4 separate regions of the Homo sapiens genome follow, and all the other regions are linked to region 1. A link is a loop called in an ENCODE intact Hi-C map of the cell type or tissue named here. Cell type or tissue: heart right ventricle. All regions are shown on one strand. Each heading gives the region's core, and the rest is flanking DNA. Links, peaks and the distances in the headings are about the cores only.

The links. Peaks named below come from ENCODE experiments on the same cell type or tissue, not always from the same donor. Only the 100,000 strongest peaks of a DNase experiment are listed, where the experiment ranks them.
Region 2: it touches region 1 in a loop (3.0-fold over the local background); 19 of 110 quality-filtered maps call a loop at or near these places.
Region 3: a loop joins it to region 1, with 3 times the contacts of the local background. A loop is called at or near these places in 7 of 110 quality-filtered maps.
Region 4: it touches region 1 in a loop (2.3-fold over the local background); 24 of 110 quality-filtered maps call a loop at or near these places.

What each region holds. Positions count from the first base shown.
Region 1 is chr7:47,334,234-47,342,326 of GRCh38, forward strand. The region is part of intron 20 of TNS3 (tensin 3); the gene reads right to left. Among named protein-coding and RNA genes, the nearest start is that of SNORD151, 130 kb to the right of the region's middle. In heart right ventricle, for the core only: CTCF peaks have their summits at 3,506 (motif pointing left) and 3,709; DNase peaks (open chromatin) are centred at 1,518 and 2,118; H3K27ac peaks cover 2,767 bases.
Region 2 is chr7:47,282,299-47,290,391 of GRCh38, forward strand. TNS3 (tensin 3) reads right to left here. Exons shown (of 31, transcript NM_022748.12): 28 at 1,399-1,567. Among named protein-coding and RNA genes, the nearest start is that of SNORD151, 180 kb to the right of the region's middle. In heart right ventricle, for the core only: a CTCF peak has its summit at 4,101; a DNase peak (open chromatin) is centred at 5,920; H3K27ac peaks cover 1,611 bases.
Region 3 is chr7:47,387,825-47,395,917 of GRCh38, forward strand. All of the region lies in intron 16 of TNS3 (tensin 3), which reads right to left. Among named protein-coding and RNA genes, the nearest start is that of SNORD151, 73 kb to the right of the region's middle. In heart right ventricle, for the core only: CTCF peaks have their summits at 4,805 and 5,005; DNase peaks (open chromatin) are centred at 4,577 and 4,837.
Region 4 is chr7:47,273,372-47,281,464 of GRCh38, forward strand. It overlaps TNS3 (tensin 3), which reads right to left. Exons shown (of 31, transcript NM_022748.12): 29 at 6,915-6,983; 30 at 6,793-6,819; 31 at 1,783-4,849. The coding sequence ends at 4,705. Among named protein-coding and RNA genes, the nearest start is that of SNORD151, 190 kb to the right of the region's middle. In heart right ventricle, for the core only: no CTCF peak of the experiment used is centred there; no DNase peak of the experiment used is centred there.

The DNA of each region.
Region 1 (8,093 bases), core at 1,146-6,145:
ACAGCAGAGAAGAGGCTGCATGCTTGGAAGCCAGGCCCCTAAAATGCCTACACCCTACTCTCCAGAAGAACTGAACACAAAATAGAAGTTGCAAAATATATAAAGGCATCCTCTTGAAGTAAACTAACATTAACTGCTAATCTTTTTCACTGAAGCCTAAAGTCCCCAAACCCCCTCTGAATACCACTTGTAAAGCTGTTATAGGATAAGGATGCTCTGGAACTACCTAGGGGCGATGGTCTCATGACTCCGTAAATCTACTGAATGCTGGTGCAATGTTCACCTTCAAATAGATGCTTTTATGTTATGTGTTTATATTTTTAAAAAATTATGAAATAGTTTGGAAGCTGAGATGTATCAGAACCACGACTCTTTTTTTTTTTTTTTTTTTTGACAGAGTCTCACTCTGTTGTCAGGCTGCAGTACAGTGGTGCGATCTCGGCTCATGCAACCTCCGCCTCCTGGGTTCAAACAGTATTTAAATCCTGCCTCAGCCTCCCGAGTAGCTGGAACTACAGGCATGCGCCACCATGCCCAGCTAATTCTTGCATTTTTAGTAGAGACAGGGTTTCACCATGTTGGCCAGGATGGTCTCTATCTCTTGACCTCATGATCCGCCTGCCTTGGCCTCCTAAGGTGCTGGGATTACAGGCATGAGCCACTGCGCCTGGCGAGAACCACGACTTTTTAAAGGAAACCTTTTCTCATGTCTTTATTATTCATTTGTTTTGAAAATATCATCAAGATTAAGGATCAGCTAAGAAACAGAATAATTTACATCTTACATTTCATAATTTTATCTATTTTTGCTTATAGGGGAGACTTGAGATTAAACGACTCCCATTGTTACATTTTTACAAATATTTTTGTTTTCAAGAAAAGCATGTCCATTTGAGGCTCCCATGTGGAATTTCTGAGAAGCCTAAGGATACTGTCCTCCAACACATGGCTCCTGGGGCATAATGTGGCCATGTGGCAATACATTCAACAGACGGACGATGGCGAGGGCTGCCACTGACGCTCCCGCTTGAGGGCCCCAAATGGGTGAAGCCTGGTTGGGCCCGTCCTCATAAAGCTGGAGGCATTACATCAGTGCCTACAGCTGCTCTGCCATCTCCTGCTCCTGTCCCCAGTCCTTCATGCTAATCACAACCTCTTTTAAATGACAACACATCCCTAGGAGAATTAAACAGTATTTAAATTCATATTTAAATATGCATAATGTGAGCAGATATTGAAATACCCATCATTTTCCTGGAGTAGGTGCTGGCATTTAAAACATGAGCACACTGGGCACAAGCACATCTCTGGGAAAAGCAGGATTCCCAGGGCTCAGCCACCCAGGGCCAGATGCCCAGGGGCCTTCTCCGTCCCCCGACTCATGCTCTGAACCCAGACTTACAGTTGTCACTGGTCTCCCCAGCTCAGGGAACCGCCCTTCATATGGATGCTCTGTTCTCCTAACAGCATCAGTGTCCACTATTTGCTGAGTGTTGATCAGGTCTGGGCCAGGAGCCAGAGCTACATGTTCTGGTCCAATCTTCTCAAGAACCATGTGCAGTAGGAATGACTACTGTTGTACAGGACATGAAACTAGGGCTCAGAGAGGTCCCTAGAACTGCCTGAGCTCACCCAGATAGGAAGTCTCAGAGCCACTATATGTGTGCATCCAGCATTTGACCAGAGAGAGAAGAAATGTCAGGAGAGGACCCACCAGACACCACTCTGCCGTGTCCTTTTAGGCCTCCCTATCTGCTGAGAGATGCTTCGGACAGCAGTTTCCAACAGCTGAGTGTTGTTATCACAGAGCTTACTTGAGCCTGGCAATGGGACTAGAATCCAAATGCTGAATGCGGAAAATCTTTCCAAATATTTGAATGTCAAAATGCAGAAAGATCTCTTTGGTCACTTCAGCCTCTATTCTTCATGACTAGTTAGCTAACACCAAGCAGAGTTAAAAAAAAAAAAAAAAAAGGCAGTGAATTTCTACTGTTTGGTGTGTCAGGGAAGCTTGGGGCCGATGGAGGGGTTGATTCATAACGTTTGCTAAATCCTGTGGTGTAAACAATCCCGCCCTGGCAGATCCCAAGCTGCCAATGTGCTGTCAGCTGGCTCACAAAATTCCTCACACTTCAGCAATCAGCTCTCGGTACCAGCAGGTTCTGGCAAGCCCCAGCTTTGGGCATTCATCCCCCTTGGCTTCTGTTAGTCACATTATTTGGAAAAGACTCCTTTAATTCACCCATCTATTAATAAATCTAGAGATGTTTTGGTTTGCTTTTTGTGTATTCTGTTTATTGTTTATTGAAGAATCGCTTGTTTGTGAGAAGGGTGGGTGAAGGATGCCTGTGGCAGAAGCTGGCCCCAGCTGGCTCCCAGGCCACTTGGCACGGAAGCCTTATGGCTAAACTAAGTGCCCATAATACCCTGTTTTCCATGATGTGATTATTACACATTGCATGCCTGTATCAAAACATCTCATGTACTCCATACACACCTATACTATGTACCCATAAAAATAAAAAATAGAAAATAAAAAATTATAAACTAAGTGCCCAAAGGACCTGGAGAGAAACACAGAGAAGCGTGCGGGCTGCATTTGGTCACCCTATTGCGTTAGCCTGGATACAGATGGGTCTATCTTGTGACAGACTCTCCTTGACCAAACCTTAGCCAGGCTCCTCCAAGCCCTCTTCTCCACTAGGCCTCAACATTGGCCTTCCACGTCCAACCGTGGCAAGCTCAGTTCCAGCAAGAATCCTGCTTTTCATCCCCCACACTTGATATCTAATCCCCCTTGACACGTCATCAAGCTCCTCATCCCTCGCCATTTGTGTCTAAGTCCCTGGCCTGTCTGTAGCAGAAACCGTGTTAGGCCAGTTTAGCAAGAACCCCCCTACCCTTGATGTCCCTTCTTAATGACTTTCCATCCACCAGATCCTTTTGCTCTATTCCTCGGTCATAAATCTCCAGCTGTCTTTGCTGCATTTGGGGCTGAGCCCAGCACTTTCTCCTGTTGCAATAATCCTGAATAAAATCTGTCCTTACAGCCTTTAACTAACTGGGCTATTTCTCTTGGACACCTATCCTGGTGGTTGTCTGGAAAAGAACTTAACACATGGGGCTTATGCTGACTAAGGAGGTATCAAGTTATGTTTTAGTAATGCGATCTGCAGAGGAATTTTATGGAGATAGTGTTATACTAACTGCATACTAATTAACAAGAAGCCAGAACCTAATTTAAACAATAATGACAAAAGCAATACAATTAGAAAGAGCAGTCAGGCTCCAATTCCACTGTGTTAAGGTCAGCTGATTGCACCACCTGAATCCTACACAAATGTTCTGATTTCCTCCTATCTCTTCTGAAACCATTTGGTCTGTTCCAGCCCACTGTCCATCCCACCGTGTTCTTCATGCAGCAGCCACAGTGATGTGTGAAAATGCAAATCTGAGCAGTCACCTCCCCATCCTGAGGTTCAGTAATGACCTCACATTGCATGTGGATGCCACACCACCACCTTCTGGGAACTACAGAGAACGGCTCCTGGCCTGGCTCCACCTTCCCGACCTCTTACTCCACCACTCTTCTGCCAATCTCCTGTTGCCTTTTTGGCTACTCCATTCCCCTTCTACTCTTGCCCCTCCCAACCATTAGCAGACATGAATCTCTTCTCTGTGTCTACAATTTTGCCATGTAAAAAGTGTGACATATATGGAATCATACACTATACAGACTTCAGGTTTTGACTTTTCTCACTCAACCTAATGTTCTAGAGACCCATCCGGGTTGTTGTGTGTATGAATAATTCACTTATTTTTATTGCTGAGAAGTGTTCCATGGTATTGAGGTACTACAATTTGTTTAACCACTGGCCTGTTGAAGGACATCTACAGTTTGGGGCTATTAAAGTAAAAAGAGTTCCTGTACAGGTTTTATGTGAACATAAGTCTATTTCTTTGGGATAAATGCCCAGGAATGCAATCACTGAGTCACATGGCAGATGTAGGTTTTTCATTTTTAAGAAATTGCCAAAATTGTTTTCCACAGCAGCTGTACCATTTTAACAATCCCTCCAGCAACGTATAAGGGGTCTAGTTTTTCCACATGCTCACCAGTATTGGATGTTGTCACTATTTTTTATTTTAGCCATTCTGATAGGTGTGATTTAAATTTATATTTTGCTAATGGCTAATGATGTTGAGCATCTTTTCACGTGCTCATAAGCCACCTCTACGTCCTCTTCAGTGACATGTCTCTTTTTTTCTTTGAACCATTTTCTAATTTTTTTTCCTACTGAATAAAAATCCATTTATTTAATTTAGTCAGTGGCTTTTCTTTTTAATTTCAACTTTTATTTTAAATTCAGGGGATACTGAATTTGCTTAGGACAATGGCCTACAGCTGCATCCATGTTGTTGCAAAGGACATGATTTGGTTCTTTTTTTACGTCTGCGGAGTACTTCGATGGTGTATATGTCCCACATTTTCTTTATCCAATTCACTGTTGATGGGCACCTAGGTTGAGTCCAGGTCTTTGCTATTGTGAATTGTGCTGTGATAAACATACAAGTGCATGCGTCTTTTTGGTAGAATGATTTTTTTTCTTTTGGGTGTATATCCGGTAATGGGACTGCTGGGTCAAATGGCAGTTCTGTTTTCAGTTCTTTGAGAAATCTTTAAACTACTTTCCACAGTGGCTTAACTAATTCACATTCCCTCCAACAGTGTATACATGTTCTTTTTCTCTGCAGCTTTGCCAGCATCTGTTGTTTTTCGACTTTTTAATAATAGTTTGGCTCATTTTCTAAGTGAATTGTTTGTTCTTTACTGCTGAGTATTGAGAGATTATATACATTCTAGATGATATTCCTTTTTTTGGACATGTGGTTTGCAAACCTTTTCTCCTACTCTGCAGTTTGTCTTTTTTATCCTCTTCACAGGTTCTTTCCATAGCAAAAATGTTTAATTTTTATAAAGTCTAATTTGTCAACTTTTCCTTTTATGGTTCATGCTTTTGTCCTAACCTCATAACTCTTTGCCTAGTGATCCCAAAGATTTTCTCCCATTTTAAAAAATACTATGTTTTACATTTTACATTTAAGTCCATCATCCATTTTAAGTTAATTTTTGTATAAAGTGTGAGCCTTTGGTGGCTGTTCATTGTTTTGCCTGTGGGTGCCCAGGTGCCCCCGCATCATTTGTTGAAAGGCTGACCTTCCCCGACTTGCTTCTGTACCTTTGTCAAAAAAATCAGCTGGGCATATCTGTGTAGGCCTGTTTCTGGGTTCTCTACTCTGTTTCATGAACCTAAGTGTCTGTTCCTCCATCCACACCACAGTCTTGATGACTGTAGCTATACAATAAGTCTTGAAATTAGGTAACCTCATTCCTTCCACTTAATTCTTTCTCAAAGTTGTTTTGGCTATTCTGGTTCCTTAGCCTTTCCACATAAATTTTAGAATTATGTTGTCTATATCTACAAAAAAATCTTGCTGAGATTTTGATAGGAATTGTGGTAAAACTGTCTGTCAATCTGGAAAGAAGTGACAGCTCTACTAGGTTGAGTTTTCCATCCATGAAAACAGTATGTCTCCCCACTTATTGAAATATTCTGTGGTTTCCTTCATCAGCATTGTGCAGTTTTCAGCACAGAAGTCTTGTGCATGGTTTGCTAGGTTTACATCTAACCATTTAATTTTTTTGAGCTATTATAAGTGGCATATATATATATATATATATATATGTATACATATGCGATCATATGCCACCTCTATGTCCTTTTCATAAATATATGTATACATATGTGTATATGTGTGTATATATATACATACGAATATATGTGTGTGTGCATATACATATATATATATATATATATATATTTTTTTTTTTTTTTTTTTTTTTTTTTGAGACGGAGTCTAGCTCGTCGCCAGGCTGGAATGCAGTGGTGCAATCACAGCTCACTGTAACCTCCACCTCCTGGGTTCAAGTGATTCTCCTGCCTCAGCCTCCTGAATAGCCGGGATTACAGGCACGCACTGCCACGCCCAACTAATTTTTGTATTTTGAGTACAGACAGAGTTTCACCATGTTGGCCAGGATGGTCTCGATCTCTTGACCTCGTGATCTGCCCACCCCTGCCTCCCAAAGTGCTGGGATTACAGGCGTGAGCTACTCCGCCGGGCTGTGACTTATATTTTTAATTTCAGCTTCTACAGGTGCATTGCTAGCGTACTGAAATAGAACTAGTTTTTGTGTGTCGAACTAGAATCCTGCAAAGTGGCTGAATTTGTTCTAACAGTTTCACTTTTTGTTGTTGTTTTGTTGTTCCCTGGGATTTTCTTTTTTTTCTTTTTTTTTTTTTTGAGACAGAGTCTCACACTGTCGCCCAGGCTGGAGTGCAGTGGTGCAATCTCAGCTCACTGCAAGCTCCGCCTCTTCCCTGGGATTTTCTGTTTGGACAATCATGTCAGCAGCAGACTCAAGATTCCCTGGGGCTTTCTACGTAGATGATCATGTCACCAGCAAAAAGGGACAGTTTTATTTCTTTCCTCTCATCTGTTGTCTTAATTTCCTTTTCTTGTATTATGTCTCTGTAGAACTTCCAGAACTATGTTGAAAAAGAGTGCTGTCAGCTGTGGGGCTTTTTAGATGCTTTTTGTAAGGTTGAAGGAGTACCTGTCTTCTATTTTGCTGGAAGTTTTGAGTCATGAATGATGTGAATTTTGCCAAACTCTTTTTATTCTTTTTTTGGATTGACTGATATAGTCGTGAGCTTTTTCTTTAGCCTGTTAGTATAGTGTATTACATGAATGAATTTTCAAATACTAAACCAGCCTTGCATCTCAGAATATGTCCCATTTGGCTACAGTGTGTCAATCTTTTTATATATTGCTGTGTTCTATTTGTTTATGTTTTGTTAAGGAGTTTTGTATCTGAATCTGCGAGGGATATTGGTCTGTAGTTTTCTTTTTCTGTTCTTTTTGCCTGGTTTTGGTATCAGGGTAATACTAGCTTCACAAAATGAATTAGGACATGATCCCCCCTCTTCTGTTTTCTGGAAGGTATTGCGTAGAATCAGTGTTAATTCTTCTTTACATGTTTGGTAGAATTATCCAGTGAAACCTGAAGATTTCTTTTTTGGGAGATTATAAATTACTAGGTCAATTTCCTTATAGTTACAGGGTATTCAAGTAGTCTATTTCCTATTGGGTGAGTTGTGACAGTTCATGCTCATTAAGGAACTGGTCTATTTAACCTAAGTTTTAAAAACTATGCATGTAGAGTAGTTTGTGTATTCCTTCATTATTCTTTTGGTGTCTGCAGGGTCTTTAGTGATGGTGCCTGTTTCCTTCCTAACAATAGTAATCTATGTCCTCCATTTTTTTGTTAGTCTTGCTAGAGGTTTGTCAATTTTATTGATCTTTTCAAAGAACCACTTCTTTCATTTATTTTCTCTATTACTTCTCTGTATCTTTTTAAATTTCTGCTTAGATTTTTATTATCTCCTTCCTTCTGCTTGCCTTGGGTCTAGTTTGTTCTCCTTTTTCTAGGTTATGGAGGTAAGAGCATAAACTATTCATTTCAGAATTTTCTTCTTGCCCAAAATTTCCTCTCAGTGCGGCTGTATTAAAGCAGTGGATAAAGCCATGTCTCACAATTTTTGATATTTTATCCTCATTTTCATTCAGTTCAGTATGTTTTTGGATTTCCCTCGAGACCTCTTCTTTGACCCATAGATTATTTATAAGTGTGCTGTTCAGTTTCCAAGTGTTGAAGGTGTTCCTGTTGCCCTTCTGTTACTGATTTCTAGTGAGTCCATTGTGGTTGGAGAACATGTTCTGCATGGTTCAGTTACTTTTAGTCCTCTGAAGATTGTTTCCTGGCCCATAGATATTATAAATAAGGCCTACCGGGTCCCTTGGCCCTGAAGTCCATGGCTAGCTGGCCTATTTCTCCCCATCTTTCAGAGCTTTCTTATATTTGTCTTATACTTACTGTCCAAGGTTTTAAGTTGTACTTAGCAGGAGAAATAGAGAAAAGTATGTCTAATTCACCCTCCGGGAAGTGAAGCCTCTCCCTAATGGTATTT
Region 2 (8,093 bases), core at 1,232-6,231, 52 kb before region 1:
GAGTCTACCATGCAGATGAGCCATGCCCCGACCCTGAGTCTACCATAAAGCCAAGGCACAACCCTGACTCTGACCCTGAGTCCACCAAACAGCAAAGCTATGCCCCCTGAACCTGACCATGAGTCCACCATACAGCTGAGCTATGTCCCTGACCCTGAGTCCACCGTGAAACTGAGCCTTGCCTGTGACCCTGACCCTGAGAACACAGTGGGGCTGAGCCATGCCCCTGACCCTGAGAACATGGTGGGGTTGAGCCACAACCCTGACCCTGTCCCTGCGTGTGCCACACAGGGCACTTGCTGAGTGCCCTTTTCATTTGAGACACTAAACCTTGAAATAGGTATTTTGGTGCAGGATTGAAATACGAGAGCATCAAGCATTGGGACCCTGCCCAGGGTCATCTACTGGTCAGTGTCAGGGGCACTGAACGGGTCTGACCAGCAAAACCCACGTTCTGCTTTGTGCTCATTTTTTTCAGCAGATGAAGGGTGATGAGCTAAACCTGCCTAAACTCACTTATTCCTGAAGCTACAGAGGGGAAGATCCTGCCTTCAACCTCCCAGGTGGTTTGGGCAGATGAAGAAAATGTCTTGCTTCTAGGGACATGGGCACCACAGAGAGGCATGGGGGCCCTGCTCGGGGAGCATCCTGGGAAAGCAGCCAGGCTGGTCTGAGTGTCCCCTGCCGGCCTGTCTGCTGTGATGGCTGCTGCCATCATGCTGCTGCCACGGTTGATGCCAACGTGCCTCCTCAACCACACAATACAAAATAATTGCATCTGAAATGCTCTGTTCCTAGGCCACAGGCTGCACTCAGGGATGGCATTCTGGAGGGAGGGAGACAGGAACAGCCCTGTGGCTGCTCTGTTCCATGCTTATGCTGGGCATTCAGTAAAGATCCACATGGAGAACATCTGCTCCAGCATAACTGGCTCAGTAACAGCTCAGGCGTAAGTCATTTGAAATTGGCCAACGGAAATAGTACATATCAAGGTCATACGCTCACCTGAAAGGAAATGACCCTCTGTTAAAACAATAGGTTCCAAGATCATTGGACTCTGATCATAGTATCAGAGTGTTTTTAAGGAACTGAGTTAAAAGATTTTTTGCATTTGCAATTATGTGTGTATGTGTGTAATTTTAAAACGCCAAACGTCTTTTTTTATTTTATTTTACTGATTTCTAAGAAAAATAGCCTTGCAAACAAATGCTAAGAGTTCCTATGTGGTTCCCAGGACGTATTTAATGACAGAAAAATACCTAGACAGACCCTGGGTGACTCATGACCTCAAAGACGGCTAATGATTTACCTGGATGACTACTCACACTAGGGAAGAACAAGAGGAACGTGACAGCCCCGCCCCTGCTGGACGGCTCCTGCCTCCCTCTAGGCACTCACTTCCTCTGATTGTCTGTCAGGGTGATGCCCTGGGCTGACACCTTGAAGTGCACAACTGTGGACACAGGTGGAGGCTCCTGGACCAGGGTGATGCTCAGGGCCTTCTGGATCGCCTGGTGGCCGGTGAGGGACTCCATCTCCACAGAGTTCAAGTACCACACATTGCAGGCTGGAAGACACCAAGGGAGACACATGTTAGTTGCAACTATTGGGACAGGTGTGTCCTGTTAACACACAGGCAGTTGCTGATGTGCAGACTGGGTTTATGAACAACTTGCGCATGTGGCCTATGCTGGGTGCATGTAAGGCAGATGGCCTTTGCCCCTAATTCTGAAAACATGAACAGTGAGTGCTCCAAGGATGCACTTACTCCCATGTCAAGGCAGAGAATAAGCGAGTTACTAGAGCAAAGCAGACCCGCCTGGTGTGGCTTTGCCTTCCCACCAGCCAGAGGGAGCTTTCTATTCGCCCTGCAGCAGTATTAAACCCTCGTGTCCCAGGTGGAGCCCAAGGCACCTTCTCTGGTCTCAGGGTGGGTATGGACAACAGTCACATTAATATGAAACCCAACTACTGTTATAGGTAAGGAGCCCAGAGGCCCTTGAGAAACAACCATGAGGGAAGCATGTGTCCTCAAATCCTGGTTGCCAAGAGAAGGAATGGCTTGCAGTGAGCTCAGAGAACAGGCTGGAAAAAGCCAAAAGTGGCCCGGCCTCACCTGTGTCCTGGCTCCCCATGCTGCCAAGGGAGAGCTGTGGGTCTTGTCCCTGACCATCTCCTCTTGGGAGAAGAAAAACAACTGGGCTCCATAACAACCCTTCTTTCCCTTCTAGCCTGTGACCCTGCAGTTCAAGCATAAGTGCACGTGTGACTTTGGGGCATGGGTGAAATTGAGGTGTTCCAAGACATCCAGCCTTAGCCTGAAGCTCATTCACTGAAGTAAACCAGGGCCTCTCCTGCCCAAAGGCTGAGTAGGCTTCCTCCTGAGGAACAGAACTGCCCTCACTCACTTGCCCCTTGTCTACTGTATACATGTCCCTCTATGTGAGCATGTGGGTGTCTTAATTCCGTGGTTAAAGGCCTCTAAAGTTTCACTTAACAGAAAAAGAGTGTTTTCCCACAGTCTACAGCAACACATCTCAGCACTCGGATGCACGGTACGCGCTGGGTAGTGTTGTCTCCCTCGGCCGTGTCCTCCTGGGGTAGGCAGCCCTGGGAAGCAGCTCCATTTTCTCTTTGCCTTTAAGTCTGACTTTTCAGAACCAGCAAGGGCCATGCCTATTGGCAGGTGTGTTGGCAGGTGCACAGACAGATGTGTTGGCAGGTGGTTTGGCAGGTATGTTGGTAGACGTTCTGGCAGATGTGTTGGCAGGTGCACTGGAAGGTGTGCTGGCAGGTGGTCTGACAGGTGTGCCACAGGGTGCATTGACACACAAGCCCACAGATGGGCTAGGATGTCCCTGGGTGTCACAGTGCAGGGTGACTTGTGAGTTGCTGGACCATCCTTTCTATCCACCGCAAAGGCCATATTGTTTATAGCTGAAGACACTCTGAGGAATTGAGCCCACTATTTTTGATGATCACTTGGTGATATGGTTTGGCTCTGTCCCCACCCAAATCTCATCTTGAATTGTAGCTCCCATAATTCCCATGTGTGGTGGGAGCAACCTGGTGGGAGGTAATTGAATCATGGGGGTGGGTTTTTCCCATGCTGTTCTCGTAATAGTGAGTAAGTCTCACGAGATCTGATGATTTTATAAAGGGTAGTTCCCCTGCACATACTCTCTTGCCTGCCACCATGTAAGATGTGCCTTTGCTCTTCCTTTGCCTTCTACCATGATCATGAGGCCTCCCCAGCCATGTGAAACTGTGAGTCCATTAAACCTCTTCTTCTTTATAAATTACCCAGTCTCAGATATGGCTGTATTAGCATCATGAGAGCCGACTAGTATACTTGGCGATATTTATCAGGTGGATATGAAATGCCTAGAAGTAACCTAGTGGTCCCGCTTCTGAGGAGATTGAGAAAGGAAATATTCTGTAACCACATAGGATAGCTAACCTTCAGGGAAAGACATTTGTGCCACATATTCATTACAGTGGGAAAAACCAGAAACACATTAGAAATGAGAGAGGGGTGAAATTAGCTCCCTCGGTGTAATACCAAGCAACCAGCAAGCGGTAACCAGGAAAATCACATGGCAGCATGGAAAGACGTCATCAGCAATCAGCAGGGAAAGCAGAATAAAAACCACGTCTGCTATGATTAGAACGGGAAAATGAAAAGCATGTGTGCATCAGATAGGAGCTGCGAGGGAGCCTGGAGAATTCAAAACAGACTTCACGAGAGGGACAGTCCGCCTTTGATTTTATTAGCATTACTGTCATGCTGATCATGCAGTTATGAAAGAGAGAAAAAAGGGAAAATTTTGACCTAACTACTAGGAAAATTCCACAAAATTGGCACAATCTCAATCAGTTCACACAGAACCACAGCTGCCACAACCCAGACCCATGCTCTCTTGAAGGAGTCACAGATGGCTTTCTGATGAGGAGCAGTCTTGCTGGCTAGAGTTTGGTAGCAATCTGCTGTTTGGGGAATCTCTCTCCCCAAATGCAGGAACTATGTCATCATTCCTTAAAGCAGAGAAGAAAATGCTGCCACTAGGGAGGCTGTTCTACGGAGCACACATCAACCAACTGACACCAAGTGCCCCAAAGCCTCTCTCCAGCAGAGAACAGGCATGCCTGCGCCTGCCTATGATTGTCCAACTGCACCTGACCCAAGACCATCCAATGCCACTTGACAGGTGCTCTTGGCCAGAGGTGAAGATTCAGTGCCCAGTAAGAGTTACCAGGAAGGCACCCACCAGACCCATGGCATGGAGTTCTGTCAATTGCTAGGCTACTCTGGGAAAGGGACTTGATAACACAGAACAAAAGTCTGAGGCCCACATGTGGGAATTTGTCCTAAGGCAACAATCCAGATTTCAGAAAAAATAAATAATGCAGAAAGATGGTCCTCTAAGCATTGTCTGTGGTATTAAAAATTAGAAACATGGTAAATGAACATCCATAAGGAGGTGAATTATATGATGGACTATTGTGTAGCCATGAAAAAAATGAGACCTGCATTATGTTTGTAAAAACCATGGGTAAACTTATTATGCTAAGAGAAGAGAAAAGAATCGTACAGGCAGCATGACCCCAAGTACAAGGAAAAAGGCAGCATAGGATTGGATCTGCTTGACATCAGGAGTGGTCTTTGGGCTGGAGAACACTTTACCTGCTGTCCACTCTTCCTCCCAATATTCAGGGGCTGCATAGGGGCAACCGATCTATGAGTAGTTCATTTTTCCTTTTCTTTTATTTTCCATTTTTAAAACTTAAAGAACATATAAGACTCTATAAAAAAAAAAAAGTATACCTACCATATGCTAAAAAATGCAACTGCAACATTTCTGGGAAATCTATTAGAAGGCTACTGAAAAGAAGTAAGTCTTTCTTTTCAGGATTATATTATATTCCTCTGCTTCAACAAGAAACAATTAAGAACCGAGGCTTAAAACACAAATAGAAATTGTTTTAGAGATTGGAACAAAGGCATAATGGCCTTAATATTTAAAAAAAGGGATTAAACTGGAGAGCATTACAAGTTTATTCCCATCTTTGTGAGTTGTCTGCTAATATTTCTGAGTTTCAGCTTCCTGAATCTTTATAACGGGGAAATTGGACATGATCATCTCAAAGAACATTGCACATCCAGGAGTCTAGGACTCTAAGTGAATTAGGACAACAGATGAAGTTCAGTTTAGGAAAGAAAACTCACTAAATTGCTGGAGGTCATCAGAGATTGCAATAATTCCACCGTCTTGCTACAATGGTTGTTCTGCACTGATTCTAAACACCTGCAGCCAATCCTCCAGGTGAAGACGACACTAGCTGAGGGGTGGTCACTGTGACAGCCTCACTCCTCTGGTGACAGATCTGCTGTCCTGGTTCCGTGGCTTGGAATCGCGGTTAATGTAATGGACAGCAGACATTCGCAGCTCTCAATGTGTTTCAGAAATGAGATTTTTAAAGGAAAGAAGCTCAAGGCAGTCATAATTTAAGCTTCATATATAAATGCCCAACTCAGATGATCAGATACAAACTCCAAGTTCTGAATGAAGTCTTGACTCTAAGAAGACCCACCCTTAAAAAACATTTGGAGTTATTGATACATTTCATACGTAATTTTAAAAGATGGAAGTGCACTTAAAAATGATAAGTCAAGATAGAAGAGAAAGTTTTAATATCTAAAAACAAGTGCTATTAGGATGCACTGTTATGATCAACTAAATTCATTCAATTCATTTATTAATTCCACACTTACTGGGTGAATGCAGGATAACTAAGAAGCTTAAGGAGAAAAGTGAAATTGCGTGTGCCCTGGTGCTACCATATAGGGCTGAATGGGCAGGGCTGTGTCCCTGAGACAATATGGGCACAGCTGGACGTGGGAGCTGAATGCCAGGCCTAGATCTACCATTCAGGAGCCAGAGCTGCCAACTTGGGTCCTCTGTCTATGACATGGGATGACAGGACACTACACCCACACGCCCTGTGGGTGAAGGGGAGGAGACAATAAGCTGGGCAGGACAAGTGCTCTGTGCCTGTTGCTATCACCGTTCTTCTGCGCTTTCTTGAACACTGCCGATGCATAAGTTGTGATTTTAAAACCACTAATTAAAGGTTTTCAAAATTTCAAATACATTTTTAAAAGGTGCAACTGAAACAAATAAATCCATCAGAGTGGAGCTGGTTTTGTAGCCCTGTCTCCTCAGTTGAGAGTGAGTGAGCTGCTCATCAGATAGGTCTACAGTAAATTCCTGCATCCTTCTGGGCACTTCACTGGGACCCACAGACAGGGTCCACTGTTACTTTAACAGAAGAAAGCTAAGAACCATGATGGGCTCCAGGGACCCCCTAAAACAGATTTAGGGGCTGTGGCCCAGGACCAGCCCAGGTCCCTCACAAGGGAAAGGGTGAGGCCGGCTTCCCAGGAAAGGCCATTCCTCTTGGGCCAGAAAAATGCTCCCAAGGCATTGTCAATGTCCTATTCATTTAATCTTTTCAACTGCTATGTGTGGAAATATTATTATCCCCACTGACCAGATACAAACCTCAGGTCCGCATGGCTAAGTGATTTGCCAGAGATCAAAATCCTGAGTAGCAGAACATGGCCGGAAACCCATGACCACAGCTACATTTTTCATTTTGGAGCTTCGAGTTTTAGCACACTTGCAATTTGGGGCAAGCTATTTTCACCTTTGTTTTGGCCACAGATAACTTATCCTATAAGGAGAGTCTAAAATAACTTAAACACTACAAAATTCCATTCAAAACAGAGTAATTTTACTTTAGCTTGGTAACAGACACAGTGATGTATAATTTTACAGGGAAAAGCTACATAGAAGAATAATACAAATTGTAGAGGAAATAAGAAAATGCCTATACATTTCATACACCTTCATTGTGGAGTTACACCTGTAAACTACTCTGCAGATATGAGGTACAGAATGGAGGTATTTCTAGTCCAATTTTCTACCAGACTCAGAAATTCCCTCCCCAACATTTCTGACAATAAACACCTACCTTGCATGAAAAACTTAAAACAGTTTTGAAAGTCAGGGTTTGAAAGTCAGCAGTCCCCACTGTCCTCTCTAGCTGTGTCCCTCCCTCATGGCCACAGAACCACAAGAGCCCTATGGTGTGTGGTTTGTTTACAACCTTCTTAAACTGGGGCCACTACGACTGCATCTAATGCTGCAAAAGTAACCTGGCCTGGAACTAGTAAGCGATTACAGAAAGATGCTGGATACAAGGTTAATGTACAAATGGTCAACTGCTTTCCTACAGACCAGCAATAAACAAGTAAAATTTGAAATTAAATACACAATACCATTTACAGTAGCACCTCCCAAAAACTACTTACATATAAATCTAACAAACTATAGACAAGATCTATATGAGGAACACTATTAAACTTTGATGAAAGATACAAAAAACTAAATAAATGGAGAGATATTCCATATTCATGGACAGCAGGACTCAACTTTTGCCAAGGTGTCAGTTCTTCCTAATTTCATCTATAGATTCAATGCAATCTCAATAAAAATCCCAGCAACTTATTTTGTGGATATTAACAAAGTGATTCTACAGTTAATACAGAAAGGCAAAAGATCAAAAATAGCAAACACAATATTGAAAGAGAAGAGCAAAGTTGGAGGACTGACATTATTTGACTTCCAGGATTACTATAAAGCTAAAGCAATCAAGAAAATGTGATATTGGTGAAAGAACAAATAGGTCAATTAAAGAACTCGAAAGTAGACCCACATGAATATAGTTAACTGATCTTAGACAAAAGAGCAAAGGGAATACAACTGTGAAAAGACAGATTTTTCAACTGGTGGTACAGAAGCAACTGTACATCTGCAGGCAAAAAAATAAAAAATGAATCAAGACACAGACCTTACTTCCTTCACAAAAATTAACTTAAAACGGATCACAGACTTAAAGGTAAAATTTGAAACTATAAAATCTAGCTGGCCTTGGGTTTGGTGGTGACTTTTAAGATACAATACCAAAGTCACAATCCATAAAACAGGAAATCAATAAGCTGGATTTTATTAAAATTAAAAACTTCTGCT
Region 3 (8,093 bases), core at 1,996-6,995, 54 kb after region 1:
GGGCCGGGCACACAGAAGCATGTTCATGTGAGGAAGAGACTCTGCTTTTCTTCAGTCCCAGCCTCGTTCTCTCTCACATTTTGGTTCTGTATATCAAATACTTAAAGTCAGCAGGTGCTCTCTTTCCCCGACTTGGCACAAGTGCAATTGCAGGCTCTTATAGACAGGCACAATGAAGTTGCAGCCCTGCCTCTTCCAGGCAATGGAGAGAAAGGTTCTACGCACGGAAGACACAGATGGAAACTCAGCAGGTTTGATCGCCTGCCATTCAGGCCCCCTACTCCTACCAGGAGATGGACATAAGAGCACATCTGGGAATAGGGGCTTGACTGAGATGTGACTTAGAAAGGGGTGGCAGCAAGGGCCTTGTAAGAAGAATAAGGACCAAACCCTCATTACACCAGGGTCTACACACACACATACACACACACACACTGCTGCTCACGCTAGGTGTGAGAAGCTTCGTGGCTCAGGGTCCCAGGGAGACTGTGGGGATGGAGCCCTCTTCCAGGTTCATGTCTCAGGGAATCCACCAACAGAAGAACAGTCAAGGTTGTAGTCCCCATAGGTGGGAATTAGAGTCCAAAGATCTGCAGCTTTGGGGAAGGAATGTAGGGCAGGGGCATGAATCATTGCATGCATGTTGGTTAAGTGGGCAGGGTCACCAAAGAGCAATGGAGATACTGATCACAAACAGCAGAGGAAAGTGAAAAGAGATTAAGAAGCACAGCTCCTCTGGACTCTAAGAAGACATAGTAGGCCAGGCGTGGTGGCTCACACCTGTAATCCCAGCACTTTGGGAGGCCCAGGTGGGCAGATCTCCTGAGTTGAAGAGATCGAGACTAGCCTGGCCAACATAGTGAAAACCCCATCTCTACTAAAAATACAAAAATTAGCTGGGCATGGTGGCAGGCACCTGTAGTCCCAGCTACTCGGGAGGCTGAGGCAGGGACAACTGCTTGAACCCGGGAGGTGGAGGTTGCAGTGAGCCAAGATTGGGCAGCTGCACTCCAGCCTGGGTCTCAGAGCGAGATTTCCTCTCAAAGAAAGAAAAAAAAGAAAAAGAAGAAGAAAGAAGAAGAAGGGGAGAGGGAGAGGGAGGAGAAGAGAAGAAGAAGGAGAAGCAGAAACAGAAGAAGCAGAAGCAGAAGAAGCAGCAGAGGAAGAAGAAGAAGAAGGAAGAAGAAGAAGAAGAAGAAGAAGAAGAAGAAGAAGAAGAAGAAGAAGAAGAAGAAGAAGAAGAAGAAGAAGAAGAAGAAGAGGAAGAGGAAGAGGAAGCGGAAGCAGAAGAAGAAGAAGAAGAAGAAGAAGAAGAAGAAGAAGAAGAAGAAGCAGAAGAAGCAGCAGAAGCAGAAGAAGCAGAAGAAGAAGAAGAAGAAGAAGAGGGAGAAGACACAGTAACTACAGAAATACAAACAAGCCATCCACCTTGTAGACCCGTCTGCATGCACAGGACACCCCGTCCAGTGGGATATCGGGGGTACCCTTCCTCCCAGGAAGCAGAGGAGGCCCAAGGTTTGTGTGCCGACTGGGGGTTGGGAGGACCCTGAGGACCCAGGACAAATCCAGCCAACTCTCAGCACCTCTTTCTCTGTCCCAGGGGGTGATGCTACTTAACTATTAAGGCCACTCTTGTGGGCTGATTTCTGCAAACTTGTACAGGACAACATACAACTTGAGCCAATTCCTCTGATTCCTGTCGGATTCGAAAAGTAACGAACACTTAATGAGATGGCGGCTCAGGGACTGGAACAACTCTTTTGACTGCCCCCAATGCCACCCTCCTCTTCTGATGGAGTGTATCAATTTTTTGAAAGTAACACCCACATGACTTGATCCTGGTTTTAACAGAGGGTACGCCTCTCGCACTTGAGACAGGAGGAAGCCGGCGCCCCCAGGCCACTCTCTCAGGTGACATTGAGGAAGATTTGCTGTTTGGTCTGCGATCACGCCTGCAAGGGGGTCCTTTGGTGTTTGTGGGTTGAAGGCTTGCTGCCTCAATTCACAATCAAGAGATGCAGAGGGAGGAAATCTCAGGCTCAGAACAGGACTACCCGCCCATCTGGCCCGTTTCTGTCTCATACAACTTCAGTTGCCTGATGACAGCTGCTTTTCACTGGAGCTATCTAAGCAAGCAATGCTTAGAAAAGCCTGGTTTGGGGACAAGACCTAAAGAAATATTCTTCTGCCTGGTGCAGAGTCAAATGTCATAGGGTGGCTGAATACCATGCAAAGAGCCCTGGAGCAGCTCTCAATGCTGGGGGACAGCACTCCACGTTGCCAACAAGGACCGAGGCTGCAGACACAAGGCACTGTGTATACCCAAGCACTCAGCAAAAAGCAGAGCCAAGACTGAAGGATCTGTCAGGTGCCATCGGCCCCCTCCTCCACTAAAGTTGTCAAAGTTTACTTCAATTTCCAAATCTTAAAACCCAACAATGTCTGGGGAGGAAAGTTTTCAAATCCATTTTCAAAGTGGCAATACTTGAATGGTCTCAGCTTGATCTGGCACTTCCGGGCCAGCTCTGCACACTGCAGCCAGCACTTCCTGACCCAACATGTCCTCGTGGTAGCCCATTCCTGGAGCTCGGAACAGTACTCTGAGAACGCGGTATGGCCACTTCAGGACTGTGTCTTATTGCGAAGGCTGCAGACAAATGTGAATCTCCTCTGTCTGCCTGCTCTAGCAGCCCCATGGGAGCCCCAAAGCGTGGATTCTGGGAATGTTCATCAAGGTATCCACTTAAAGTGGCAGAGCCCAGGCCTGGCAATGCCACGGCCCTCGTCCTGCACACTCTTGGATTGGTAAGTTTGAGCTGCACTCAAAAAGTCCTAGGTCAAGGCAAGAAACCAAGGACAAGAGTGACAGAGCAGGCCTTCATCTCCAACCCTCAGACATTCTTGAAGCTTCCCTGCTGCTCAACCCTTCCTCTAAATCTGTCATAGAGTCTCACTCATCTACCTCCTAAATATCTAAAGGCCCCTACTCTCCATCGCCAGAGCCACATCCAAGTCCAGGCCTCCGTCAGTTCTTAGCTGGGGAGTCCAGAAGCCCATTCTCTACTCTCCTTCCTCTCCAGACTCTGCCTCCCAGAGGGCGTCCTCCAGCCTCTTTGTTATCTTTCTGTATCCTCCAGTCATGTGGCACCTGGGATCCTCACTGTCACCCAGCAAAGAAGCCAGGCTCAGGAAAGGAAGCTGACATTCCCCCGATCTCACGATCCACCACACACAGCACCTCTTACTTCCTCCTGCACACACCAGCCAGGCGGAACACACTTCCACCCCGTGAATATGTGCTGCTCGCCTATGCCCCATGCCCAGGGCTAGGCATACCCTGTCTGCCTTCCCTACCTGCAAGGGCTGTCCTCTTCGTGAATCTCCTTGGATTGTACAGGCAAAGTGGTTGTTTCTCTTCAATTCTTTCCTAATTCCTGGTACCCAATTATGGTACACGGTGCACCCTGTGGCAACAACTGATGTATATCTGTGTCTTCCCAATTAGAGGGTCTGCTGTGTTTCTTCCTGCGCCCACCCCAGCATCAGAGCCATGGCAATTCCCAAGAAAATATGAGATGCGTGAATATGACAAATGGTGTGTATGATAACAAAAATCTCAGAGTTGGAGGGAGGTATCTTTAGAGTCATCCAATTACAACAGGCCACTTTACAGACTGGGAAAGTGAAAGGGAATGAGGCTTATGAGAGCAAGTAGAAAGCACCCCAATGGGGAGTGTGGCCACTGACACCGACGCTCCAGAGATGTCCAGCGAGGAAAATGAGATGTTCTCCATAGGGCTCAGCAACATGGGGGTCCAGAGCTTTGCAGAGCCTCCCTGAAGAGTACTGTGGGGACAATCCTGGTGGTGACAATACAAATCCAGGGACACATATGCTGCTGTGGGCATTCCCTTAGACCATCACAGCAAGTCTGATCCTGAAAGAGCAGGTACATCCTGCTAGGGTAAGAAATCCCCCCACCCACAGCCCTCTTGTGTGACGAGGAGGTGGGGCACCCAGTGAGACTCAGCCCAGTCTCACTGAGTCTCAAAGTCTCAAAGAGGAAAGTCAAGGGTATGAGCCCTGTCCCGCACGGTCTCGAGCACAAGACACACTCTGAGCCACAGCTGCCATCGCCGACAGTGTACGCCAGAAGGCTACCAGGGTCCCTGGCCAGTTACTAGCTTTTGATTTCTCTTTGGATCTGCTCTCTTTATCTCTAAAATGGGCTCACAGGCTCTCTCGAGGATTAAAACACCATAGTGAGGCTTCCGGCAGGCAGCCACACTGTGTGCCGCGAGATATTCTTCCCTCTCCTCAGGGACAGCAACTACCCCAGGGAACACTGACACGACTGCCGTCCCCCGCAGCCACCACCTGCCAGGACCACAGACCCACGGGGAGACCAGGACCATGTGCTCCTCTCTGTGCTGAAGACAGGGCGTTTGTAATCACTTGCCCACATTGGAACGGATTCAAGGCCGGCTCCTTTCTGAGTATAGAAGCAGAATGTTGCGCTCACACATCAAAGCCAGCGCTCCCCTAACAGGCCCAGATTGAAGGCAGCTGCAGAGGGCTCCATTCCAGGACGGCAACCACTGCTAGAGATAAATGCGGCTTAAGTCAACATTTTTGGGGTTTTTTAACCAGGCGGCGGGGGGATAGAAAAGGCAGGGGCAGGGGTGGAAAAGAGAGTGCCGCAATACATCATTTTCCCAGCTAAAAGAGAATGTTTCAGAGGCTGCCAAACCTTCCTTAACTCCTCAAAGCACTGGACAGCTCTGAAGACTAAAGCCCTGGTGGGAATGCGGCTGGGACTCAGCCTTTCACCCGCCAGGCGGCGTCCAGTCCAGGGACCTGAGCCAGGCACTGCTGACCGCAGGCAAGAGCGAAGACTGCCTGGAGTAATAGCTCACCAATGCAGCACACCGGCCTCCATGCCAAAGAGGGGCTGAGGAGGGCTGCAGAGTGGAAGAGAGGAGGGAAATTCAACAAGGATGAGTTTTCTATCCAAAGGTGACTACTCTTTCTGGGGAACACCTTCTCAAAAGGACCCAAGCCTGGGGATTCTGCAGAACTTTGATGGCAGAGGTGGTGATGGCAGCCTCGTGTCTCACAGGGAGAACTTGGAAACCCTGCAGGAGTGCAGCAATAAGATCAAACGCACTTTGGAAGCCCCTCTAAGGGAATCCAGTGTGCTCAGTGAGAAGGACATGGGAAGAAAGTTTAAAGATGTGCACAGATGCTAAAGGAGGTGGGTTAAGTGAAAAACTCAGGCTATAAAACAATGCACAGGCTGATCCTACTATGAGAAATTACATGATATTTAGAAATCATGCCAAAAATACACCAATGACGAGTGCTTCATCTCTAGACAGTAAGATGGCGGTAATTATTCCTTCTTTTTGATAATTTACATCTTCAAAAAATATTGATACAAGCTTAAATGTATGTAAAAGAAAGAAAGAAAAGCATAAAACTCATTCCATTGAATCAGGTACCCCAGACACGCCAGACAGCACGTGGGGATGGAGGGTCAGGAGGAGGGGATGCAGATTTGAGGAAAGGCTCCGTGCTTGTCTGTAACTCAGGAGCTGGAATTCTCAAGAATACTCAGGCAGTGGTTCAAGGGAAGGTTGCTGAGATCCAGTTTTGGGAGAGGACTCAGATTCCGTGTGGCGGGTTCTGGGCTAAGCATCCGGATACCAGTCCTGAGCTCGCTCTGAGTCCTCCCCTGTCACTCCACCTCCCTGGGGGTGCTCATGGGCTTCAGATATCATCGAGGCTGCAAGGGATGAACCAGGCACTGGGAGGAGGCTGCACTCTCACCCACTATATCCCTGAGGAGTCTGGGCATGACTCTGCCCATAAAGGGGGTCTCTGCTGCTTTATGAAGCCTGGAAGCAGTAATGACAAAGCTGTGAATCTGGCTGCAAAGTGTACCTGGCTGCCTTGGCGCCCTATCCGACTCCTCACCCTCCTGTCTGGGAACCACTCTTTCCCGGGTGTCCTTCCCACTCTGCCCTGTCCTTCTCAGTTTCTTTCCAGAACTCCTATGCACCCACTCCCAACTGGCTCCATCTTTTGCATGGCAATGCCAGACCTTCTCTACTCGCCCCTAGACCCAACTCTCGGTGACACAGAGTCCCGAGTGCATGCCCAGACCATCACCTGCATGGCTCCACCACCTCCAACCACACAATCCATAGCAGTCTCCCACCTGCTCACACCACTGGCTCAGAAGATGCTGCATGAAAAATACACCAATGGGAATTGTGATTTGTAATGTCAGGGCCTTAGATATTTAAAGTTCAAATTGCTTCTCTAATCATTCATTCAAGAAACACGCATTGAGTATCTGCTATGGACTGAATATTTGTGTCCCCTAAGATTCATATGTCAAAACCTAATCCCCAGAGTGATGGTATTAGGAGGCAGGACCTTTGGCGGTGCTCAGAGCATAAGGGTGGAACCCCTATAAGTGGGATTGATGCCCTCAGAAAGGAGGCTCCAAGGAGCTCCCTCTCCTCACCACCACGTGGAGACACAAGAAGGCAGGAGTTGGCAACCAGATGACAGCCCTCACCAGAATCCGCCAGGCTGGCTGCCTGATCTTGGACTTCCCAGCCTCTCAAAGTAGGAGAAATACACGCTTGTTGTTTAAGACACCCAGGTTATGGTCATCTGTCAAGGCAGCGTGAATGGGCTGAGAGGGCCTCAAAGTAAAGAAGTATCTCCCTCTGCATCTTCAGGAGACACTGCGGTGGCTGAGAGTCTTTAAGACTGAATTCTGTCTATTTCACCCAGTGATAACGGCAAGTCCTCCACATGTATGGATCTATACACACACGCTCACACACATAATTCCACAGATTCTCCGTAAAGTTTCATGTAACCCCTAAAGGATGGTGAACACTCAACTGATTTTCTGTCTATATGTTTTCTACATAAAATCAACGTAGGTCCTTCACCACCTGTGAGTGACATGCTGCAGGCGCCCAGCTTTCAGTTCCCTGGTTGTGACATGGGAAGGATAAAGCCTGCCCCGCAGGCAGGTCACAGGCTTAGCTGGGAGCCAGCTTGGGGACAAGAGCGGGGCACCCAATGAGGGACTGAGCACAGAGCTGCCCTCCAGAGCATGCTCCTCACAGGAGCTGGGGCTCCTCCACACTGTCCACCGGACTTCACTGCTCCCCTCTTACGGCATTGGCACAGAGAACACCCACCTGTGTTTTAGAACCCCTGCCTCCCTCATGGTCAATAACCCTCCAGGCTCGCCCCTCCCTTGGCAAGCAAGGAACCTCCCAGCATCACGAGAATGACCTTTCCACAACTCGCCTCCCTGTTCTCCATGAGACTCGGCACAGCCACTGATTCATCACCTCAGGACAGAGCGCTGCTCACTGGCTCCCATGCAGCAAGGGACCTCTCTGGTAAAATCCACTCGCCTCAGCCTGGAATTTAGGATGCTAAGTCAGCTGTCCTCAGAGTCCCCATCCAGCTCTCCAAATTAGCCCCTTTCCCCATCTTGCCTTGCGATGATTATTTACACACTTCACCAGCCACCGCTTCACCCTTCTCTCCTCCAGTGGAAAACATCACCATGTGATGGACAGAATATAGCTATGCAGATGCAAACAGACGTTACTGGAAAAAGAGCTCTGTGATCAAAAAGTTTGATAACTGTTGTTTGATAAATCTTATGAAATTATTCTCACAGCTTTAAGATTCCAGTGTGCACTGTGATCTTTTGAAAGACAATGTATCATTTTGCAAGAGTTTTCAGCTACATTTCTTTTAACGTGCTGGTTATCTGGAAGGACTGGTGTGCTGAATAATTCACACCAGCAAAGAACACTCTGTTTACTTTACAGGCCAGAGCAAAGCTCTCCCCGTCCACAACTTGCCCACTAGCCCCAGATATCATCTGTGTTTTAATGTCCTTACCATCAACATTCCATCTGTGGGTCTCCACCTCTGGTCTAGGTGTATTTGGGTTGCAACAATTCCTTGAGTTGAAATTCCATCCCACAAGGCCTATGAAGGAGCAAGCTTTTCCCCAGGACAACAGAGAGGAGCCATGTGCTGCCCTG
Region 4 (8,093 bases), core at 1,639-6,638, 60 kb before region 1:
GGACAGAGAGGCTCCCTCGGCCAGATCAATCATTGCAGTGGAGTCCCTTTTGCTGTTTCCTCTTCCTGGTCATCTGGCTTGGTGATAGGCTCTTGGTGACCTATTTGTTCTGTTGCCTCAGGCCAGGCTTCACACTGTGAACTGATTTTTCAGGAATTTAAGGGCGACTTGTGTTTTTCCCACTTATCTTGTTTGCCAGTTCAACAGCCCTTCTGTCCAAATGTGTCCAGATCTCACCAATCCCTGCATCATAAAATGTCCCTTCCCAGTCCAGGCCCCAAGTCTACCTGGAAAACTCCAATTCATCCTCTGAGACCAGCCCAACTGCCCCTGGTCTGTGAAGTGTGATCCCCAAAGCCATCAGGCAGGCAACCTACCTCCCTGGGGACAGGATGAGACACAGAAGCCCAACTGAGCTACAGACCTACTGTCCTCCAGTGGGCAGATCCAAAGTGTTCATTACACAATAGATCAATGACCCCCCAAGTGGACGGACCAAGGTGCCCACCACATTAATAGAAGGACGACCCCAGTAGGTAAGGCCCAGGTACTCATTAGGTAACAGATTGCTGAGAGATGAATGGGGGACCCATAACATCCTCCTGCAGCAAGTGGCAGGGGCCTGTCCAGCTGAGGTCTCATGGCCACTGGGTCTCTCCAACAGTCCCCAGGGCTGGCTCTGGTCGGGGACCTAGGCACATGTGCACACTGTACGGAGCCCAGTAATTGTGACAAGTATGGTGTTCTTGGGAAGCACACTCCCTAAGCCGCAGTGAAATCAATGCCCTGTCCACCTTTCCACCTTGTGACATTGGTCAAAGGTCTGGGCAATGACTGGCTTCAAAGACTCAATGGGAGCTTCCTGTTGGACAAGATTTAATCTGCCACCACCTGCCCTCTCTTCTGCTCCAAAGCAGTAGTACCGGGACCATTTCAAGTTCACTCTCCCAACATAGCTGGGGTGAAATATCTCTGTGTCTCCTCAGAGTGGAAAGCTACAGTCTCTGGGGGCTGACCACGCAGGCAGAAAACTGTGCACAGGGTGGCAGCTAACTGCCATCTTTATCTGTCCATAACCAAATGAGCCCAAAGCATTGCTTCTTTTCTGGTTTGGATCTGAGGGAGTGAGGTTAGATGGGGTCCTGTGTCCCATCACCTGACTCAGGAGGGAGGGGACAGGCCCAAGAGGGCAGAGTCCGTAGAAAAGGGCAAACTCCCTTAAGGTGGGGAGGGAGGAGCCTTGGCTGGGGGAACAGAAGAGGCAGGTGACACTGGCTGTCTCCAGCATCTGTTGATGTGTAAGTGAATCCACCAGTCTCAATATTCACTTTTAGTGCCCACTTCAATAGACACTGGGAGGTCCTTCAGGAGCTGGCCCACTTCAGGGGTGTGTTTCTGCAGCCAGTGTGTGTGTAGGGGTATTCATAGCAACATCGAAAACATGTCAGGACCCATTATCAACACTGCATTGTGGTTAATCTTCAAAGATCTTTGAATATAACATTTCAAAGGTCTCTGGGCAGAAATCTTAATATATTCCTGACAGCAAAACATTTGTGATTTTATAACTGAATCCACTGATTTGTAAACACACAGACACACATTCATGAACGAGCACACACGCAGACGCACAGACACATGTGGACAAAGATACATCTGTGCAAGCACATGCACACATTTGCAGAGACACATACACAAAAGTGCACACATGCACACGCATACACACATGTGCAAACACACACAAACATACTTCAGGGTACACAAATACCGTCTCACGGAGGCTTACCAAGTTCATAATTTTATTATACTCTGAATAGAGATGATATTTAAGGAGCAGAGAAAATGACTATACAAAAGATTTATAGAACATTCATTTACATACTGGATATATTCTTTACAGTATCAGAAAAGTAAAAATATGCACTAACAAGGCAGAGAAGACGTTACAAGGTATTTGATGCTGAGAATAAATGCACAGTGACTTTTAACATGGCTATAGCTTAACACTGGAGGAATACAACAATACGTTCTTTTACTGAGTAGTTAGTAGGACCCTGGCTATAACATGCGTTGGGCACAGTTCGTGAACTCTCCGCATTTACTCCCCAGGGCAGTACGTGCCTGTCCAGCGGGAGCCCTGGAGACAAAATGCCTGGAAACGTTCCTTTTCCTGTGGCCCTAGAGCCGGTGTCCACGGTGGGGGCTCTCTCACGGTTTCTGAGCCCACAGTACAATCTGTGATGACACACAGCTTGTTCTGTTTAATGCACATGTAACACAAAAGGAAGAAAGAAACTTCCTATACCAGCTCTTCAGAAATCGTGGAAACTTGCTTCCTTTGGTTCCTCAGAGGGAGCTATCTGCTTGGAGCAAATTCCCCGATGCCCTTGACCACGTTTACCTTGTGTAAAAATCACACCTGGCCAATGAGTTCAAAAAGCACGTTTGCAGGGCTTCCTGAATGCCGTCGAGGCATGGCTTCATGAGGGCCATCGCGGGCACCCCGATGTCTCTGTGATTCCCTGGCAGGCTGCGTTTCTCAATACTGAGACCCTAGTTTGCTCTGACTTCTAAATGAGCTCTCTCATCCTTCATCAGAAGGATAAGGAACCTGGCCTGCACTCTTTGGGTTAAACATGGGTAGAGACCGTCTCAGGATGAGGACCTCTTGGGGAAAGTACAAACCTCTGCTCCCTGTGGCCACATTCCTGCAGTGGATGAAAAACCGAGATGCTAGAGGCCTCTGCTAAAGACATCAGGGTCAACACATGAGGATCTGCTGAAAATGCCAGCACCTCCTGACAGTCATGCCACCGCAAGTTAGAGAAGGAGGTCCACAACGACCAAGGCAAACATTTGGCACAGAAATGAGGCACTTGGTTTGGTGCATCAATAGGAGCTAAAAAGTGGAATGGTCCACCTGCTTTCACACACGCATACACGCACGCATGCACACACGCACACACACACAACACCCACTGTGATTTGGCTGCTTCCAACTCTGCCTGTTTCTAAGTTTTCCTCGGCCCCTCACTTTAAAGCAGAGTTCACAAAGCACATTCCCAAACCCCAGCTCCCTGACAGGAGCTTGTGACACCAGTGTGGCCTAAGAATGGGGGATTTGACTTTTGAAAGCAGAGGAGGGAATTTCGGGCTGGATCGCAATCAGGACAGTCAGCATGCCTGCAGAGCACCTAGGCTGTGAGAGGATGGGGCCAAGGCCTTATTCTGATGTGGCCCAGCTCCATCTTTCACTCTGGGGATGTTCCAGGGTCACAAATTCCCCCAAACCTTTGACCACGAACAGATTCAAGCAGGAAAACCAGGGCATTGGAATGTTGAAATAAGCCTGAAATACACTTGATTCAGTGGCTTAGATGATGGCAAACAGTGGCACTCAAAAACAGCTTGTCAGTACCGGGGTTTCTTCTCTTTTTCCTCATCCTCCCTTCTGCTCACACATGCCACAACCACACATGGTCCCCAGCAGGAACCCCAAGGTGGCAAGGAGCAGCACAAAGAGGGCTGATAAATGCAGGCGAACTTCAGGTCGTGCAGCTTCAGGCCTGAAGATGATCGAAAAGCCCATGTGGGGGATGCTGAGCTTAAATCCAGGAGTTTTCCATCCCTCCTGGACTCTCTCCATCAGAAAAGAAGTCATCCACAATCGGGGAAAAACATTCCAATGAGTAAAACATCAGGGTAGGTTGCTTGAGGCAAAGCCACCTTTGGGCGGCACCGCATATGGGAGACCCACAGTCCACTGCACACTCTTTCAGTGGCCAGGGGCCTGCGGTGCATCCTACATAGGGACAAGCCTCACAAAATCACAGCTTGGCAGGCTGCAGCATTTGACACTGGTACAGTATAGCAATGGCAAATTATCATAAATAATTTGGCATAAGTAAAATATAAATTACATAGAAATAATATTTTTGTTCCTTCTTCTCATTTCTCCTCTCGGTCCTCACAGGCTCTCCCCAGCCCAGCTCGCCCAGCTCGCCCAGCTCGCCCAGCTCACCACAGGTGAGCAGGAGGCACAGAGCACTCACCATGGTGGGGTGGCATGGGGTCTCCAACGTGGCCAATTCTTCCCACCACCCCCATCCTCACAGCCCATCGCAAAGGCCCCTCGTTGTAGGCCCTGCTGTGTTCCAGAAGGGCCTGACTTGCACAAACCTTCGTCAAACATACGCCCCCTTCTCAGTTTCGTTAGCATCTCCATCTTGGGAAGACCGAGGTGAGGGAAACCCCCGGCCTCGGGTGCAGCTGGACAGAAGCGCCCATGCGGACGGGCGAAGCATGGCAGTCACTCGGCACCTCTGCCTCAAGGGCTGGGGATTCCTCATCCCCCGGAATGCTAGTGTGCCAGGGACATGGGGACCACCTCGTGTTCTGTGCTGTTTCCTTGCATGTCCCTTTCCCATGGGGACCCTAGGGGGTGGGGTGCACCCATGCCCAGCTTCTTCTACCCAAAAAGCATGTGGCTACAGAGATGTGTCAGATAAGTCACTTTCAGGAAAGGCCAATTCACGGTGATGTTGTTTGTTCTTGTTTTTGCAGAGCTGGAAGATCCTCTTTCCCCTCATGGGCCTGGAATGTCAGGTTTACTAGTTTGGTAAAAAGTGGGGGCCCCACCCTCACCCAACGGCTGTCTCCAGGGCTTCGAGAGGCATCGGTGGGTCCAGGGAGGGAGGGGAGTTCTCAGACCTTCTTTGGGGAACCAATCATGACCTTTGATACGAAGTTGACAATGGCACTGGCAGGCTGCTCAGGGTCATGCTCTGCAAACAGGTGGCACACATTATCCGTGGCACTGCCCTGCTTCCGGGCCACAAATCCAAAGACTCTGCCAAAGGAAAGTCCAGTCAGAGTGGTCAGTGTCCCACAAAGTACCAAGCTTCTACTTCCTCCAGCTGCCAGCGGCACTGTCAGGAGGAATTTTAAGTGGCACCTATCAAAAATCAACCACGTGCCCAGCACCCTGCTGGCCACCTGTTCATGCACTTTACCTCCAGCCTTCACAGACCTACAGATGGGATGTCTGACTCTAGCTCTGCAGTGAGGACCCTGAGGCTGAGAGGTGAGTGCCCTGTCCACAGCCCCAGGTTAGGACCTGAATCAAAGCTGAGGCTCAACTTCCTCTATAGATGCTTCCCCACGCCAGGGCCAGAATCTCCTGGGCACCTGTCCCTGCAGATTCCTGAGCCCCAGTCCTGACATACTGGACCACAGTCTGCAAGGCGAGTGGCAAGGGACTCAGGGGCTCCTGAGATGATGCCAGAATGCAAGTCCTGTCTGGACTTCGACACTCCCACCCACTGGGACCGAAGGGGAAATACACTAGGCGCTCCTCTCAGGCCTTGGAAGCCTGCATTACAAACTACATAGACTTCAGGGAGCTGTTTAAAAAGAACAGCCCATCGAATTATTTTTCTTAGAAGAATTAGAGCCATTATCTTAATAGGCTTTTATGAGTCCTGCACTTCACACAATAATGACCATATCCCTATCCAGGTCCTGGGCAAAGGACTTTCTTCTCTTTCTTAGAAAAATGAAGGATTTTTTTTGTTTAAATTTAGCAGTTTCCGCATCATGAAGGGACCAGTCAATGACACTCAGGTAACCCCAATACAGTCACAAATTCCAAGCACATGAAAGCCCGTGTTTCTGCTACCAGCCAGAGTGGGAGTGTGCCCAGAACACAGTCCCCACCGGGGAAGCCCAGCTCGTCAGTACCAGGGTCTCTTCTCCTTCTCCCCGCTTCTGCTAACGCATGCACTGAGCAACTTCCTGGACAGACAAGCCATTTGAAAACAGGATTCCAGGGAAGGATGCCTGTGATCAGGCACTGTGGTCATTAAATCCGGGTTATGCCGAGGAAACCAGGCTGGGGGGATACAGCCCATTGTGCCTCCAAGTGGGAGGTTAGGATGAGGTCCCTCAGCTGGCCCTGACAGGAACACTGGGCCAGGAATGAGCCCAGGCCAAGCAAGGCCACGGTACTCAGGGAGCCAGGGAAAGGTGTGCTTATAAAAGGGGAACTCTAAGCCGGGCACGGTGGCTCACACCTTTAATCCCGGCACTTTGGGAGGCTGAGGCAGGTGGATCACCTGAGGTCAGGAGTTCGAGACCAGCCTGACCAACATGGTGAAACCCCGTCTCTACTAAATACAAAAAATTAGCTGGGCCTGGTGGCGGACGCCTGTAATCCCAGCTATTTGGGAGGCTGAGGCAGGAGAATTGCTTGAACCCGGGAGGCAGAGGTTGCAGTGAGCCAAGATCGCGCCACTGCACTCCAGCCTGGGCAAAAAGAGCAAAACTCTGTCTCAAAAAAAAAAAAAAACTCTAACAGCTGCCTGGACTGGCTGTGGAGCAACGGTGTGATGAAGGCCCTCCTCCGTTGCATTTGGTAAATTTGGAACACCCGCTTCATCCACACACCTGCACAAAGGGAGCAATTCCTTCTAGCTGTGCAGACCTCAGCACTGCTGAGCCCATGCATTCCCAAATGGCCAAAAAGGCTGTGCCATCCATCTCCCTGTATCTATGCCACAGTGTTATATGACACATGTAAATATTGCACATCCAGCCAACAGCCGGCAGAAAAGTTAACAGCATCCAGATCCTTGTCCATAATGAGAACACTTTTACTTTTTTCTTTTTTAAAAGAAATTGGCATGGTGTAGTCATTTTCTTATAAGGCACCCCCTGTGCAAATCTGGAAGAGAATTCAACTTTGGAGTACAACTGCAGACAAGGAGAGAATGTAAAGAAATCTCAGCAACTTACTTTGAGGAAGGGCCATCTTTGATCCACCTTGCAAATTAAAGAGAAAAACAGAGGTTAATTTTTTTAAACTAAAGGATAGAATTAAGTACACTCCTTGCTCAATAAAAATGCAAATTTCTTACTTCCTGTCTTGTGGGTCCAAGGCACAGAAAATCACACTGTTCACGGGGTAATGCCTCCGGAAGAAGAGCCTGTTGGGACATGGGGGAGAGAGGATGGCTCCTGTTACTAGGGCTTTTGGGTGATGGGGGATGCACTGGGCGGGCTCTCCCATACATGAAGATTCTTCCAGCAGAAAACATTTCATACTTTTACTCATCACTTGGAGAGAAGAAAGTGCGTGCTCATTCAAAGTCAACAGATGTCATGAAGCTGGGCAGAACAGTTGTTACCAGTAGACGGAAGCACCACACAGGCTGAAACTGTCAGCCGTGTGGAAGGCGGGAATCGGGTCAAGAAGCCCTAACAAGCCGGGTGCAGTGGCTCACGCCTGTAATCCCAGCACTTTGGGAGGCTGAGGCGGGTTGATCACCTGAGGTCAGGAGTTCAAGACCAGCCTGACCAACATGTGAAACCCCGTCTCTACTAAAAACACAAAAATTAGTCGGGTGTGGTGACATGTGCCTGTAATTCCAGCTACTTGGGAGGTGGAAACAGGAGAATTGCTTGAACCTGGGAGGCAGAGGTTGCAGTGGGCTGAGATCGCTCCACTGCACTCCAGCTTGGGCGACAGAGTGAGATTCCATCTCAAAAAAAAAAAAGCCCTAACAAACTGGAAAAGCTGGTAGGGTGTGAGATGGACACAAGGAAGCACCTCTGGCCCTGCCAGACACTGCTGGCTGCAGGATCGTGGGGAAACCACTAACAGCCTCCAGGCTCCGAGCCTTGGTTTCCTCACCTGTGAAAAGTGGATCATGTTACCAGCCCACCCCTTCCACAGGACAGATGCCCAAGTCAGATGCAGTCACAGGTCTGAGAGCACTGAGTGAACAATAAAGTGCTGTGCAAGGAATATTCCTTAAGGAAGGACTCCACATGGTCACTGATACGACCCCCATAGAGACCTCCTTCCAGGCTCACCTGACAGCCCTTAGTCACTGACATGACCACCTGGGGCATTCTCCTCCGGCTCACCTGCCCAGCCCTTCCTTCCAAGAGTGCTATCCACCCAGTCCACATGGTCCCCAGAGGATGCCCAACTCAACACTCTGCTGTGTCCAGGCTGGGCCAGTCTAGCTGGCTTTGGGGTCACCCCTCTCCTTCTGGGAATGACTCTGCACCGGCACAGAGTAAAGCTCATC